Regions from separate parts of the Homo sapiens genome. Here region 1 is linked to region 2. A link is a contact called in ENCODE Hi-C or POLR2A ChIA-PET data. All regions are on one chromosome and are shown on one strand. Each heading gives the region's core, a stretch centred on a gene start or an enhancer-like site at or near the end of the contact. The rest is flanking DNA. Distances are from core to core; before and after follow the strand shown.

Region 1 (6,828 bases), core at 601-3,100, 610 kb before region 2:
CCCGCCCTGCCCAGCATCTGCCCCACGTTTCTTCAGGCTAAACTACCGGGATCCCGGGCTTCTTCCTAAAGTAAAACTCGCTCCGGAAAGGCCAACAGTCCAGCGGCCAGACGGGCACCTGGGAACGCGGGCCTAACGCGTACTGGAGACGGAGTGGCGCCCGGCACTGCGCGCCTCCTCCCCGCCGGGAGACTGCGTGCTAAGCTCAGCAAAGCCCCGCTGTGGAGACGGAGCCATGTCGCCCATTACCTAATGAAACTGAGAAGGGAGACTCAGTCTCTCTTCTAGCCCCGAGCGCAAGCTCTGCTGGACTTGGCATCGTCCGCCCTCCACGATCCCACACTCCGGGTTTTCCCCATTCCCAGCTCGGCTGCAACCGAGAGACAGACGGAAGAAACTGCCAATGGAAGGACGCAAAGCGTCAACTTTGTGTTCGCCCGCCACTCTCGGCCAATGTGCGCTCGTGTCTCCGGAGTCCCGCCTTCCGTGTCGGGCGCCCCCTTTTGGCAGCACAGGGACGAACCCTACGTCTCGCCATCTTGTGTGTGGCACAGGTAAATTTCTGGACTATCTTTCCACCTATTCTGGTCCTTTTTCCCACACAACCGATTTCTTAGTTCGACAGCTAAGTGCGGTGGCGATAAGGCCAGCGTAGCCTGTTGTTCTCGGATCGCCCACGTGAGCTAGATCGCTACGTCACGCCACGCTTGCCGAGCCCGGCGCCATCTTGAGTGTGGCGTTTTGATGCTCCCCTTTCTCGGGGCTCCGCATGGTTCTCTAAATGGTCCCCCAAATTTCAGGTAGTCCCCAAAGATTAGCCCAACTGGCTCCAGAGACGATGATTTTTCCCGAGGAACTCTGTAATGTTCATGTGCCCATCGCAGTCCAGCAGTGGGGTGGGAGAAGGGTAGACTCGATGGCCCGGCAGGCCCCTGGAGGAGGCTGCCCTGAGGCTGTCGCGACGGCAGTGACCGCTCGGGACAGACCCTAACTAGAAACCTAGAATGAGGGGACCGCTATGCCGTGCGGGGCCCGCGGGCTGTCCCACTCGAGGGCTGGAGCCGGCATCGCGCATCGAGTCCGCTTGATACATGAATCCGTGTGTGCTTGGGACGGTGCCCGCTTGTCGACTGACTTGGCCGACGGACGCCGGACCTGATGGTGGGCAATCGAGGTCGCCTGCCCACAGGACTAGGGGTGCCCTGCCCTGGGAGGGCGCGAGGGCATGGCAGAGGGACGGGGCGGCCCAGGTGCCCGGGTCTCGGCCTCGTGACCTCGTTGCTCGTCGTGGGGCTGCCGTCCACTTGCACTGGGACAATCCTTGGTCCAAGGCGCCCAGGCGCGGGGGGCGGGCACCTCCGCGGGCACTGCGCTGGGCACCGCCCGGGGCGAGCGCGGCCCAGCACCCCGCCTTCCCCTCCCCCGCGCTGGCAGCCGTCGTGTGCCCGCCGCCCCCTCTTCCCTCCCCCTCCTTCCGAGCAGCCGCGGGGAGGGCGGGAGAGGGAGGGAAGGGGGTTGGGCGGGCAGCTTTGCCGCGCTTTGGCTTTCTGCGTCAGCAGCCCCAGCAAAACAGCTGCGGGAGCGCGCGTCCGGAACGCGCTCGCGCACCCCTCCCCCGCGCCCTCGGCCCTGCTGAGACCCGGCAAACTCCGGCCTTGAATGACAGTGCGATCGGCGACTGCGCAGCGCGGGACGCGCCGGGGCACTGCCGCTTTAAGCACGCTTGTCCATTGTTCGGAATCGAGCCAATGAGCGAGCGCCCGCTCCCTGCGCTCAGCCAATAGCGGCCGGGCATGGGAAGCCGAGCGCCGCCCACTAATCTATATTAAAGCTTCTGGCGCCGCGTGAGTCCCCCACTGGCTGCTCTGAAAAGCCATCTTTGCATTGTTCCTCATCCGCCTCCTTGCTCGCCGCAGCCGCCTCCGCCGCGCGCCTCCTCCGCCGCCGCGGACTCCGGCAGCTTTATCGCCAGAGTCCCTGAACTCTCGCTTTCTTTTTAATCCCCTGCATCGGATCACCGGCGTGCCCCACCATGTCAGACGCAGCCGTAGACACCAGCTCCGAAATCACCACCAAGGTGAGGCTGGACGCCGCCCGCCCCCTCGGGGTCCGCGCGCCGCCGCTCGGGCGGTGTTTGGCGCGCAGCAGCTGGACTGTCTCAAGCCCGCTGTTGCTCCCTCTCGCGGGGAAACGGCCCGCCCCCGGCGCGGTGCCCTCAGGCAGCCCACTCTTTGTGTGGTGCGGGGGAGGGGGCGGGAACCGCCGCGGGCAGACGTGATGCCCGTCGGGGAGTGGGCCGGGCGCCCTCGGGGGCCGAGGGCTAGGCGCGGAGGCCGGCTCACGGCCCTCGAAACTCGTCTGTGGCCGGTATGAGTGGCGGCGGGAGGAGAAGAGCCTGGCTGGGGGTCGTCGGCCCGCCGGGCGCACGGAAATAACTTTGAAACTCAAGCGCGTTGGGAATCGGAAGTGCTGGGGGGCGCGTGTTGGGGCGCGGGCCGGCCGCGGGAAGTGGCGGCGAGCGCCCGCCGGCCGCGCTGCTCTTTGTTCGGCGCCAGGCCGGCGGTTTCGCGCCCTGCAGCGGACCTGAGGTGGTTTGTCTAGACTAAGTCCCGATAAGGCGGATGGGGCGACGGGCTGGCTGGCCGCGACGTCGGCCGTCCCGGCGGAGGTGTGACGGGCTTATCCGCTTTGGGCGCTCTGGGAGGCGGGGGTGGGCGCCCTTCGAGGTGAGTGCGCCGGGAGCGGCCGCCCAGCTTCAGTCATGCACCCGCGGTGCCGGGCTTGGCTGAGGAGGCGAGAGCCCACGCGCCGCAGGGAGGAAAGAGAAAGTGAAGCGCGGCGCTGGGGCGACGATGGGCGCCCCCCGCGGCTGCCCGGGAGCACCGTGTGCGCCGCAGCTCGGGGCGACGCGGGCCAACACGGCGGCCGCGACAGGCCAATGGTAGGGTCGAACTGGGGGGGCGCCCGGGCCCCGTGGCGGGTTCACTGCCCTCGGCTATGAGGTCCTGCGCGGCTGGTGCGGCTCCGCTCCTGTTGTCGGCGCCGCCTCGGTCCCACTGCCCGCCCTGGGTAGCGTCTCCGCCCTTGGCGGGAGCGGGGCGCTCTCAGACTGACTGGCTCTTTCTTAATATTTCGGCCCTCGTCCGCGCCCGTCGTGCCCCTGCAGGGATTGGCGCGAGTCACCTTGGCGTCTCCTTAACCCTTGTGTCCCTGGCGTCATCTCTGACTCTCCCAGGGGCGACTTCTTGGCAGAGCGGAGCTCGGGGCCCGGATCTCCACAGGGGCTCTCAGTGACCCCTTCTGGACTCAGTCCGGGAATGAGTTTGTGGGGTGAGAACACCGTCCCCAGTGCGGGGCCTGGCTGTTCGATTTTCTCCGAAGCACCAAAAGGTGACTTCCCGCGAGGGCGATGAGTAGTAGCCCGAGAGGCGCATCCCCGACAGTCTCGGACCTACGCAGCCCGGTGGACTTTGGGGCGACCTCCCGTGGGACTTGGCCCGCCGAATGCAGACATTCGGGCCTGCCGGGGTGGCGGCAGTGGGGCGTCGAGTCGAGAGCCCGGCCGACCGACGCGCGACCCGCGCGCGTGCCACTGCAAGCTCTGCCTGCCGGCCGGGAGTCTCCAAGGCAAGGGACGCACTCGGCGGCCCCGGGCCACGTGCTCCCTGCGCGCGGTGCGTGCCGAGGCCCGCGCGCAAAGCCCGCCGGGCGGGGGATGCGCGCCTGCGCGCCGCGACCTCCCTGCCCCCACTGCTCCCCGGGGCTTCGGCCGCCAGGGGGCGAGAGCGGGCGGAGCCGGGGTCCGCGGAGCGGAGCGGGGCGGGCCGGACTGAGAGGGCCGACAGGTGGCCCGGAGCCGCTCGCCGGACAGCGGCCGAGGGGTTCCCGCAGGCCCGGACGCCGGACCTCTGTTGGTATTGGTGGCCGTGTCGTGTGGAAAAAGTTACCGGGCGCCCGGGGCCGCGCTGCCTTTTGGATCCCGGGCGGAGTCCCACCCCCGAGGTGCTGTCGGGATCCCTAGCCGCCGCGGGGAGGCCGGGAGTTGGTGGCTCCGGCGGCAGGCCCCGGCCTGGGGCACCGCCAAGCAGCGGTTTGCGGCCTCTAGGAACAGCGGTCGGATTTGGGGGGTCGGTGTGCTTTGGCTTTTTTAGATACCTGTCCTGGCCGGGGCGGTGCGGCCTCGCGGGCCTTCCAGGCTGGCGCGCCTGTGGGGCTCTCCCCGAGCGCAGGCCCCTCTCTCTTTGCCTTATTTATTTTTGGAACATAACCTGCCGCCTTTCTAGACGGCTCGAGGGGCGGGCTCTTTGCACTTGGAAGCAGGCTGATGGGCGTGAGTGTCCGGGGCTCGTCCACCCGGCCGGACGGGCTGGGGGCTGTGGCGCCACATGGCTCCTTTTTCCTGGGAAGCGCCAGGGGGCAGTGGGAACCGCCACCGGGGCCGCTGTAGCGGGCCTTAAAGGATGGGAAACCTTGATCACAGATGCCCCCCGCCGGCCTTCCTTCCACCAGACCAGTGGGAGAGGGACCGCAGGGGCATCAGGCCTTTCTCAACATGCGACTCTTAATTTGGGACGGACAGAACAGCCGTACAGACCAGTAGTTCTCAGCGCCTTTGCTTACCCTGGGTTGCTCAGAAGACTTACTGGTTACTGGTTCCTTCTTCCCTTTTGAAGGACTTAAAGGAGAAGAAGGAAGTTGTGGAAGAGGCAGAAAATGGAAGAGACGCCCCTGCTAACGGGAATGCTGTGAGTGTCTGCTTTGCTCCTGAGCCCTGGCAGCTACCGCCCCACAAAATTTTTCCTGTTCTACTTTAAACATACCTATATATGTGTGTGTATGTGTATATGTATAGCTTTGCACAGTGGCAGTATCGTAGCCAATGAGCTTTACCCGAGGCGCGATTATTGCTAGTTAAATATTTATAAAAACCTTTCGAGCAGCGCCTGAACAAGAATAGGTTCAGAGGAGACTCCGGTAGTCTGAGTTTGGGCTTGGCCCAGGGTGGGGAAAAGCCCTTGTCCTGGGGCAGTTAATGTGCAGGTTTCATGATGGAGCCTGGAGGGTGTTGACTGGAGAAGGGTCTCTGGGGTGGGCTTGGCTTGGCTGGGCTGTAGATGCAGCCGCCAGCCTCTGGTGGGAGGCCGGGCATCAGGAGCAACGCTCTGTCCAGCCTGGGGCCAGCTGGTAATGACATGGCCTGTTTTCTGTCGAGGAGAATGAGGAAAATGGGGAGCAGGAGGCTGACAATGAGGTAGACGAAGAAGAGGAAGAAGGTGGGGAGGAAGAGGAGGAGGAAGAAGAAGGTGATGGTGAGTAGCCTTGTCTATCTTCCCCTTTTCAGGTACTTTTTCCTGGCCTTGTCTGGCAGAAGGGGAAGGAAGGAATTGGGGCTCCTGGGAGTGGGACAATGGTACTTGGGGCCAGTGGACCACATGGCCCTGGGCACCCACCTGTAGAGTCAGGGAAGGTCTCCCTGACATGGAGTTGTGCCCATGCCCACTCACACTCACTCGCACACCTGAAAGTTTCTTTCGTGCAGCTCTGAAAGCCACTGATCTATTGGGCTGGCCTTTTGGGGTGCAGCTGCTTGGGCCTCTCTCCTCTGGAGAGTCCCACCTGTGTAGTGGGCGTGGGTGCCCTGATTGGGCCCAGTTGCAGGCAGTAGAGGCAGGGCAGGGACCTTGCAGTCCACTACATGTTCCTCGGGATTTCCCCAGGAGCCACAGTAGGAGGGAAGTGTGGTTTACCTGGCCTTTGATTCTCTCCAGGTGAGGAAGAGGATGGAGATGAAGATGAGGAAGCTGAGTCAGCTACGGGCAAGCGGGCAGCTGAAGATGATGAGGTGGGTTCTGGCTTGAGAAGAAGGGGGGTTTGGCATCTGGGTCTCCCCACCTGCCTTTAGCTGAGGTGCTCAAGCTGCGGAGGGACTGTTTCTGACTTTGTAGGTGGCCACTGTGTGGTCCTGAATCTTAAGAACAGGAAGGAAACAGGGCTGGGCTCAACTTCCCAGAGGCCTTGGGCTGTGGAGCTGGGGGTCCCTGGTTCTTGCTCTGCCAGCAGGAGCTGAGGCAGTGGGCTGGATAGGGCTCCTGGGGTTGGAGGGGCCTTTGACAGTCTTTCTCTGCTTAGGATGACGATGTCGATACCAAGAAGCAGAAGACCGACGAGGATGACTAGACAGCAAAAAAGGAAAAGTTAAACTAAAAAAAAAAAGGCCGCCGTGACCTATTCACCCTCCACTTCCCGTCTCAGAATCTAAACGTGGTCACCTTCGAGTAGAGAGGCCCGCCCGCCCACCGTGGGCAGTGCCACCCGCAGATGACACGCGCTCTCCACCACCCAACCCAAACCATGAGAATTTGCAACAGGGGAGGAAAAAAGAACCAAAACTTCCAAGGCCCTGCTTTTTTTCTTAAAAGTACTTTAAAAAGGAAATTTGTTTGTATTTTTTATTTACATTTTATATTTTTGTACATATTGTTAGGGTCAGCCATTTTTAATGATCTCGGATGACCAAACCAGCCTTCGGAGCGTTCTCTGTCCTACTTCTGACTTTACTTGTGGTGTGACCATGTTCATTATAATCTCAAAGGAGAAAAAAAACCTTGTAAAAAAAGCAAAAATGACAACAGAAAAACAATCTTATTCCGAGCATTCCAGTAACTTTTTTGTGTATGTACTTAGCTGTACTATAAGTAGTTGGTTTGTATGAGATGGTTAAAAAGGCCAAAGATAAAAGGTTTCTTTTTTTTTCCTTTTTTGTCTATGAAGTTGCTGTTTATTTTTTTTGGCCTGTTTGATGTATGTGTGAAACAATGTTGTCCAACA
Region 2 (6,625 bases), core at 377-2,876:
TGCCCCCGTGATTCAGTTATCTCCCACCACGTCCCTCCCACAACACATAGGAATTATGGGAGCTACAAGATGAGATTTGGGTGGGGACACAGAGCCAAACCATATGACACTATCACCTGCCCCATCCCACCTTTCCCTGATTTCCATTGCCATGGAAAGGAGCCCTCTGGGCCTGCCTGTGGCCCTAAAGGGCTGCAGCCCTCCTCAGCACCGGCCCAGCACCCACTGGGCCCAGTATAGGGCATTCTCCAGCCTGTGCTGTCATTCTGTCGCCTGTTGTCTGGTGCTGGGAGGTAGGATTGAAGGCTTTCCTCCTGGGCGGGCTGCTCAGGTTGCAAGGTAGATCCTATATTTTTAAGCCCTGTAGAGTCTCAGCTGTCCCATTTTGAGGGTTATGCATCCTACATGGGTTCACAGAATCCCTTTCGCTGAGACTTGGAGGAATGAAGAGGACAGAGAGGGTCGAGACCCAAACCGAGCAGGCCCCGGAGGCCTCAGGGCCCTGGGGCTGAAGGGAGCTCCCTAGCCCGAGAATGCCCCTCACTATTCTCACACTCCACCTTTTGCAGCCCAAATACCCATGGATGCCCCAAGAGATTTCCCTATGAGACAGAAAATTCTAGAACACCAGGAACTCTCAAAACTAGATATTTCAAAACTCTTAAAGACCTTAAAGAGTAAATGTTTTCATTGTCGATTTAACATAGAGTTACATTAAGCAGCTAACACTTTCCCTTTCTTGAATAAGATTTCCTGTCTGTCACGTTGCCATTTGCTTTCTTCATGTTTTTGCGATGGACTGCAGCTCCCTCCATTCTGGGGAGCCTCCTGGCGCTGCAGCAATCCAGCATGACTCGGAGCTCTTTGATTTTCTTTCCCAGTTACTTTATAGCACATGAAGATGTGTTCTTACCAGTGACAGAGGGTCGGTGAGAATGACCATTTTTGTTTTCCGTATATCTGTACCTGCCACATCCATACCTTTCTCAGAAGGTCCTGGAATGACTCGTTTCTCTCTCTGCCTCTCTGGGTATTTCTCCAACCACAGGTTTGCATCCCCAGGGGGAAGCCAGCTCTCTGGTCCCTCATGCTAAGCTTTTTAAGCAGATAGTACTGCCAGGCGGTCTTTAAACCCAAGGAGGCTTGCCCCTTCCCAAGACTTCAAGGAGTTCTAGAAGAGACTGTGATATTCAGGCCAGGTCCCTGTTTGATGAACAGGGACACTCAATTCCTGGCAAGTGGGGTGAGCGCCTCCAGCCCTCCCCACCCCCATACCGGTGTGCTGGCCCAGACCCAGGGCATATTCAGGTACTTAAAGTAGCAAATGTCTCTGCTGTAAAAACCCTCACTCCGGTACTGAAAGCCCAGAGCCCAGGCTCAGGCCACAGAGGTCTGAGATATACTCTCAAGGAGGTTAGCCCATAAAAGAAACAGGTCATAGGACTGCATGTTGGGTTTGAGCCTGAAGAAAGGTGCCCATGGTTGTCATCTTCTGTGGCTGCCTGGCAGGTAACCAGATGTGCTTGGCTCTCTTAGCTTTTGGCTGTGCTATCTGTGGGGTAGTGTTTCTGATCTGTCTTCACTGCCACTCCCAGCTCTCTGAGGCTTTGTGGCTTTTTCTTGGTGGTTGGGCAGGAAGCCTCTAGAGCCTGAAGGAATTGCTGTGCTTGATGACAGGCACAGGCTATCAATGGCTATAAATCGCCTAGTGGCTGCTTCACGTATTGAAGAAGAACATGTTTGCTGTCTGTTCTGCGGATGCTTCTCTGATGGCCGGAACACAGCTGCGAAAAGATTTCGTAGAGTGACTCAGAGCAAGCGCCCAGCTCATGCCCACTGAATTAAGCAAGAGGAAGTGGCCAACTTCCGCAGCTGCTCTGAAAGCCCAACACAGCAAGGCCTGGCTGAGATGAACAACATAGATCATTCCACTGACTTTGGGCTACCCCCAAGCCAACCCCATGTGACCCCACACCTACCCCAAAGCTAGGTGAGACCCAGGGTCCACCCTCCAAGCCCGGGTTACCAGTAGGGGGTAGGTGCCAAACTGGAGAGTAGACTGTGATGAATGGGTAGCAGAGATGGCAGAGGACATGGCTCATCACCTGGGGTCGGGGACCCCGCTCTCAGCAGCTCCCTTCCCTGAGTGCCCTGGCATTGGTGTGTCTGTGTGTTCGCGAGCCCTGGCATGCCACTGCGGCTTCACAGTAGCCTCCTGGGCAGCGGCTCATCAGCTTCCAGCACAGCCTTTGTTGTTCTATAAATCTGTTAATGTTTGTGCTACCTAGAATAAGAAGGAAGGAGTCATTCTACAGAGAGGATTTATTCTTCCAGGCGCCAAAACCTTGTTCCTTACGATTATGTCCTGTTCTTTAATGGGGTCCCCTGTACTCCACAGTGTCATTCGCCTCCACACTAGATGTCCACACAATGCTGTGTATTTTCACTGATTTTGCTGGGGCCCTGCCCTGTCTTTGTCTCTGCCTTTACAGTCAGGGCCAGTTGTCACTTCTCCGTGGCTGTCCGGAGAACCTGTAGCACCCTCTCCAGCCACTCCAAGCATGAGGCTTTGTGGGGAGCGTGGAATCTGTGAGGAAGCCGAGGCAAGCTGTTAGGATTCTGTTCAATGGGAGGAAAGGCTCTGAGTGAGGTGGGAAGGAAGGACTTCCCAGGAGGCACACTTGGGTTCCCGGCCCCACCTCTGCGCTGGCTGCCCACAGGCCCTGCTTCTGCCTATTTCCTGGTTCTGCTTCATGTTTCAAAGACATAAGATCAAATGTGATTAAGTTTTAGGTAAGCAAGATATTGTGCTTATTATTGAATTGTTCTTCTTTAGTTTAACAGCCCTCCAGTTTAATCTAAATCTGTTTCCTGTCATTAAGTCTTTGGTGTAGATAAAAGATCAGTTAGCTGGTCGCTATCTTTTGTGTCATAAATCTTCTAGGAAACCATTGTTGTGATTTTTCATTGTACCGTTCCTGAAGAGGAAGGAACTTTTCATTCCTTTGGGCTTTTTTCCTGGTGAATTTCCCAGCTGTTAGTGTCATCGAGCTTAACTCTCACATCCTTAAGGCAGCATTAGCCTCAGAACCACCAGTACCTCGCTGTGTGCCCTGGGAGGCAGGTTATTACCCTTGGCTTCATGACCCATGGACAGTCCTTGCAATGGAAGGGAAACACATTTGTGGGTAGAGTGTGGAGAATGTGTGTGAAAGGCTTTCCTCGCCCAGGCAGTAAGTGCTGCGGAAACAAGCCACTTTTTATGCTAATAAGATTTGGACAGGGGTTGGGAGGTAGGGGAGTGAGTGTGTGTTGATCTGATTCCCTGTGCCCAAGAGCAAGGACAGTCACTTCATCCCAGCCCCTGCACAGTGTTGGGAACACAGAGGTGTTCAGCAGATGCTGGACAAATGTCTCCTGGGAGTATGCAGTATTTGCTCTTTTTTCCTCTCATGTTCTGTGTTCCTAACATTCTTCTATTTTGGCGGGGTGGGGAGGTAGAAGGTAGGCAGAGTCTCACTCTGTTGCCCAGGCTGGAGTACAGTGGCCCGATCTCTGCTCACTGTAACCTCTGCTTGCCGGGTTCAAGCGATTCATGTGCCTCAGCCTCCCGGGTAGCTGGGATTACAGGTGCCCTCCACCACGCCTGGCTAATTTTTGTATTTTTAGTAGAGATGGGGTTTCACTATGTTGGCCAGCCTGGTCTCGAATTCCTGGCCTCAAGGGATCTGCTCACCTCAGCCTCCCAAAGTGCTGGGATTACAGGTGTGAGCCACCACTCCTAGCCTCTTCTATTTTTTAATTACACCTCTAATTGTCTCTGAATTGTCACTGAATTAATTGTCTCCTTAATTCAGTGCAGAAGGTTTTCATAATAACACTAATATTTATGGAATAGTTAACAATAGGTCAGAGCTTATAATGTTAAATAAGATAACAAAGTTTATCTCATTTAATCCTCACTAGAATAACCCTGCGAGGTAGGTAGAAGAAGTTAGAGAGGTTAAGTAGTCTGCCTAAGGTTACCCAGGTTGTGTGTGGTTGACAGTGCCCTACCTTTCCCCCCTGACTTTAGCAATACAAGAATACTGGCAAGTTGCTGCTGCCCTCTGGGCTCTGTTATAAAGTGAAGCTGCCGATCCACAATGGAGAACCCACTCCTGCAAGGCCAGGCCTCCACAGAGGCCAGAGGCCAGAGGCCAGTAGTGGTCGGGGTGCCCAGGAAGCTGGGCTCAAACAAGGGTAACTTGCAAGAATCTTCAGGAAGCCCTTATATTCAGAATTGTGTTCTGTGCCACATGGGCCCTTTCCCACCATCAAACTTAGAAAACGACCCCTAGGAAAGTCCTCAGAGTTCATGGAAGGGCGCTGAGAAGTCTGCCCACACCCTCGTGGGTTGGAGGACCAGTTTCGCCAAGTGTTCTCTGGCCCAGTTGTAAACATCATTCGTTTGCTTGTCCAGCAAACATTATTGGACGCCTATTAGTGCCAGGTACTGCACTGAGCACAAGAGAAGGGCCCAGTTCCTTCCCTTGAAGCCCACAGCCCATCGAGGAAGACAGGTATGTAAGACAGCATTTGCAAGGGGGTGACAAAGGCCAGGGGGGAGGTGAACAAAGGATGCAGGGAGTGGCTCTCAGTGTTGTGAGCACCCCGCATGGGAAGGCCAGCGCGGCAGGGTGCTGGGTGCTGTTGCCCTCTGCTTCTCCCGGCTGGAGTGTCAGTGTGGGACCCTGTAGGCCCCAACCCACCCCAGGGGAGGCAAGTGAGAAGGTGACAGGACAGAGTCATGGGACAAGAACCAGAGGGAAGAGGCCTGGCCAAGCCCTGGAGAACTGAGCAGAGCAGAGAGCCGCCTCACCAAGCCTCTGTGTTCCATCTTGTCATGCTTGTTGGAATGAGGAGGAATCCCTAAAGATCATGGATAGAAGGAGAATGGCTCTTCTTCCCACCACCTCCCCACCGTCTCTCCCTGAAACCCCAGGAGCATTCCAGATACAACACAGGGCGGGGGTCTTCCCTTCATGTTCCTTGAGTGCAGTGGCCATGGCCACTCCTTTCTCAGAACTCCTACTGCCAGTCTTAGCACTGCTGGCCTCCATACCCAGCAGGGAGGTGTGGTCTGCTCCCACATGGCTGGCTGGGCCATTCCTGGGCAGATGGTATCGAGTAAGGAGCACCCAGTGTCTTGTGTGGTTGGCACACAAGACACTGTGGTGGTTGAGAGAAGCAGAGGGCAACAGCACCCAGCACCCTACCACACTGGCCTTCCCATGTGGGGTGCACACGACACTGTGTGGTTGGCACACAGTGGACACACCCTGGACTGCATGCTACGTATAAGCATGTCCTGGTGAAACTAGCAGCCAGTTCTTTGTTTTGTTGCAAATGACCATTTGACAGTACTTCCACAACAGCCAAACATGGCACATGAGGAACTGGGCTTGAGTATCACAAAGATTTACTGGTAAATGGACAGGCATAAGCACCATTAATCAGACAGCACAGTTACTCTCCATCTTGGTGGCTGCACAGCTCAGCGGACCACACAGGGCCCTCCTGGGGTGTTGGGCAAGGCCTCCTCCCAGGCAGAGGCAGCTGGACTGAGGCCAGAGAGTTCTGGGTGCTACAGCCTCTACCAGGAACAACAATTCTCACCCAGGGGAGGCCTGAAGGCTGCCTGGGCTTGGCTGCCTGGGCTTGGCCTAACCTACCTGTGAAGAAGCTCCCAGATTGCTAGTCAGCATCCCAGGTACCAGGAGAGCTTTCTTAATGCATCTGAAAATCCTGGATAAACAGGGCTGCCCTCTGCAACCCAGGCTGCCCTACAAGATGGGCTTGGCCTCCAGAGTGGTAGCTCAGGGAAGCAGAGCCCTCAGGTCCAGTCACGCTTTGGCATGGTCTGGCCTCACCATCTGACTTACGATTGACCCAGCCTGCCTGAAAGGACTCAGGGCCTAATCCAGGTTGTTCTGGTCTTGGTTCTCAGGTAGAATGAGAGTGGCGTCGGGGAAAGGGCTGAAGTCTTCACACAGGCTGTGCGAGAGCACTCAGCAGTCTTTGGTTGACTTTGGGTAGGAGTGGAGATGAAACCCAGCAGTCTTATGGTTTTCCCCGCCCTCCACCCCACCCACCCTACCCCTTCCTGTGGACAAAGAGAGGGCAGAGCTGGGGCCTCAGTGCCACGTGGGGTGGGCACATGAAGATGTCAGGGAAGCCCAGAATGTTCTGGGGGGGGTGGGGGACACATTCATTGAAACCGCTCTGAACCTAGGTCATAAAACTGTGTGTCAATATTTTAAAAGTCACAGAATGAATGCAGAGCTCTGCCAAACTCAACATGCTGTGTTCCAGGGGGTGATAAGACGAGCGTTAGTTCAGTGGAAAAAAAAACAAGACAAAAGGAGTTTTCTTTTAATCTTCTGTGTTTCATGTTTATACTGAGGCAGGCTGCCCTTGCAGGAGAGAATTCATTCATCATGCAACCAACAGATGAGTCCCAGTGACATTGTCACCTGTCACCTGTGTTGGATTTAAGTGATAACCATATACAGGCAGTAAGAATGTATCGAGGCAAATGTAGCCTGTCCCATTAGGCCAGCAGAAGCCATCTTGGGTTTCTTCT

What was found. A loop is a pair of places that touch in the nucleus more often than their neighbours do. ChIA-PET counts read pairs that join two places held with the same protein, here RNA polymerase II (POLR2A). Pooled maps may share reads with other maps.
Region 1: a map of naive thymus-derived CD4-positive, alpha-beta T cell shows a loop between it and region 2 (7-fold over the local background). The contact joins the promoter of PTMA here to the enhancer-like site in region 2. A Hi-C loop is called at or near these places in 1 of 168 maps with a recorded cell type or tissue (naive thymus-derived CD4-positive, alpha-beta T cell) and 7 of 50 pooled maps. POLR2A ChIA-PET finds 5 or more read pairs at or near these places in 3 of 52 experiments (CD4-positive, alpha-beta T cell, HEK293 and activated naive CD4-positive, alpha-beta T cell).

The regions. Positions count from the first base shown.
Region 1 is chr2:231,706,675-231,713,502 of GRCh38, forward strand. PTMA (prothymosin alpha) reads left to right here and starts at 1,851. Exons shown (of 5, transcript NM_002823.5): 1 at 1,851-2,077; 2 at 4,674-4,745; 3 at 5,216-5,309; 4 at 5,769-5,842; 5 at 6,130-6,828. The coding sequence starts at 2,033. The coding sequence ends at 6,177. MIR1244-1 (microRNA 1244-1) reads left to right here and starts at 6,640; the gene lies at 6,640-6,724. It also overlaps the pseudogene LOC124906134. RefSeq lists enhancers at 1-621, 1,261-1,898, 1,899-2,537, 1,900-1,959, 2,538-3,175 and 2 more and silencers at 1,260-1,659, 2,180-2,359, 2,790-3,099, 3,590-3,999, 4,040-4,129 and 1 more.
Region 2 is chr2:232,313,950-232,320,574 of GRCh38, forward strand. The region is part of intron 14 of DIS3L2 (DIS3 like 3'-5' exoribonuclease 2); the gene reads left to right. Among named protein-coding and RNA genes, the nearest start is that of ALPP, 61 kb to the right of the region's middle. RefSeq lists an enhancer at 1,420-1,589. Within about 2 kb of position 1,627, at least 22 of the 41 ENCODE cell types and tissues checked have a DNase peak (open chromatin) inside an H3K27ac peak, as active enhancers do; they include CD4-positive, alpha-beta T cell, where a contact is called at or near this core.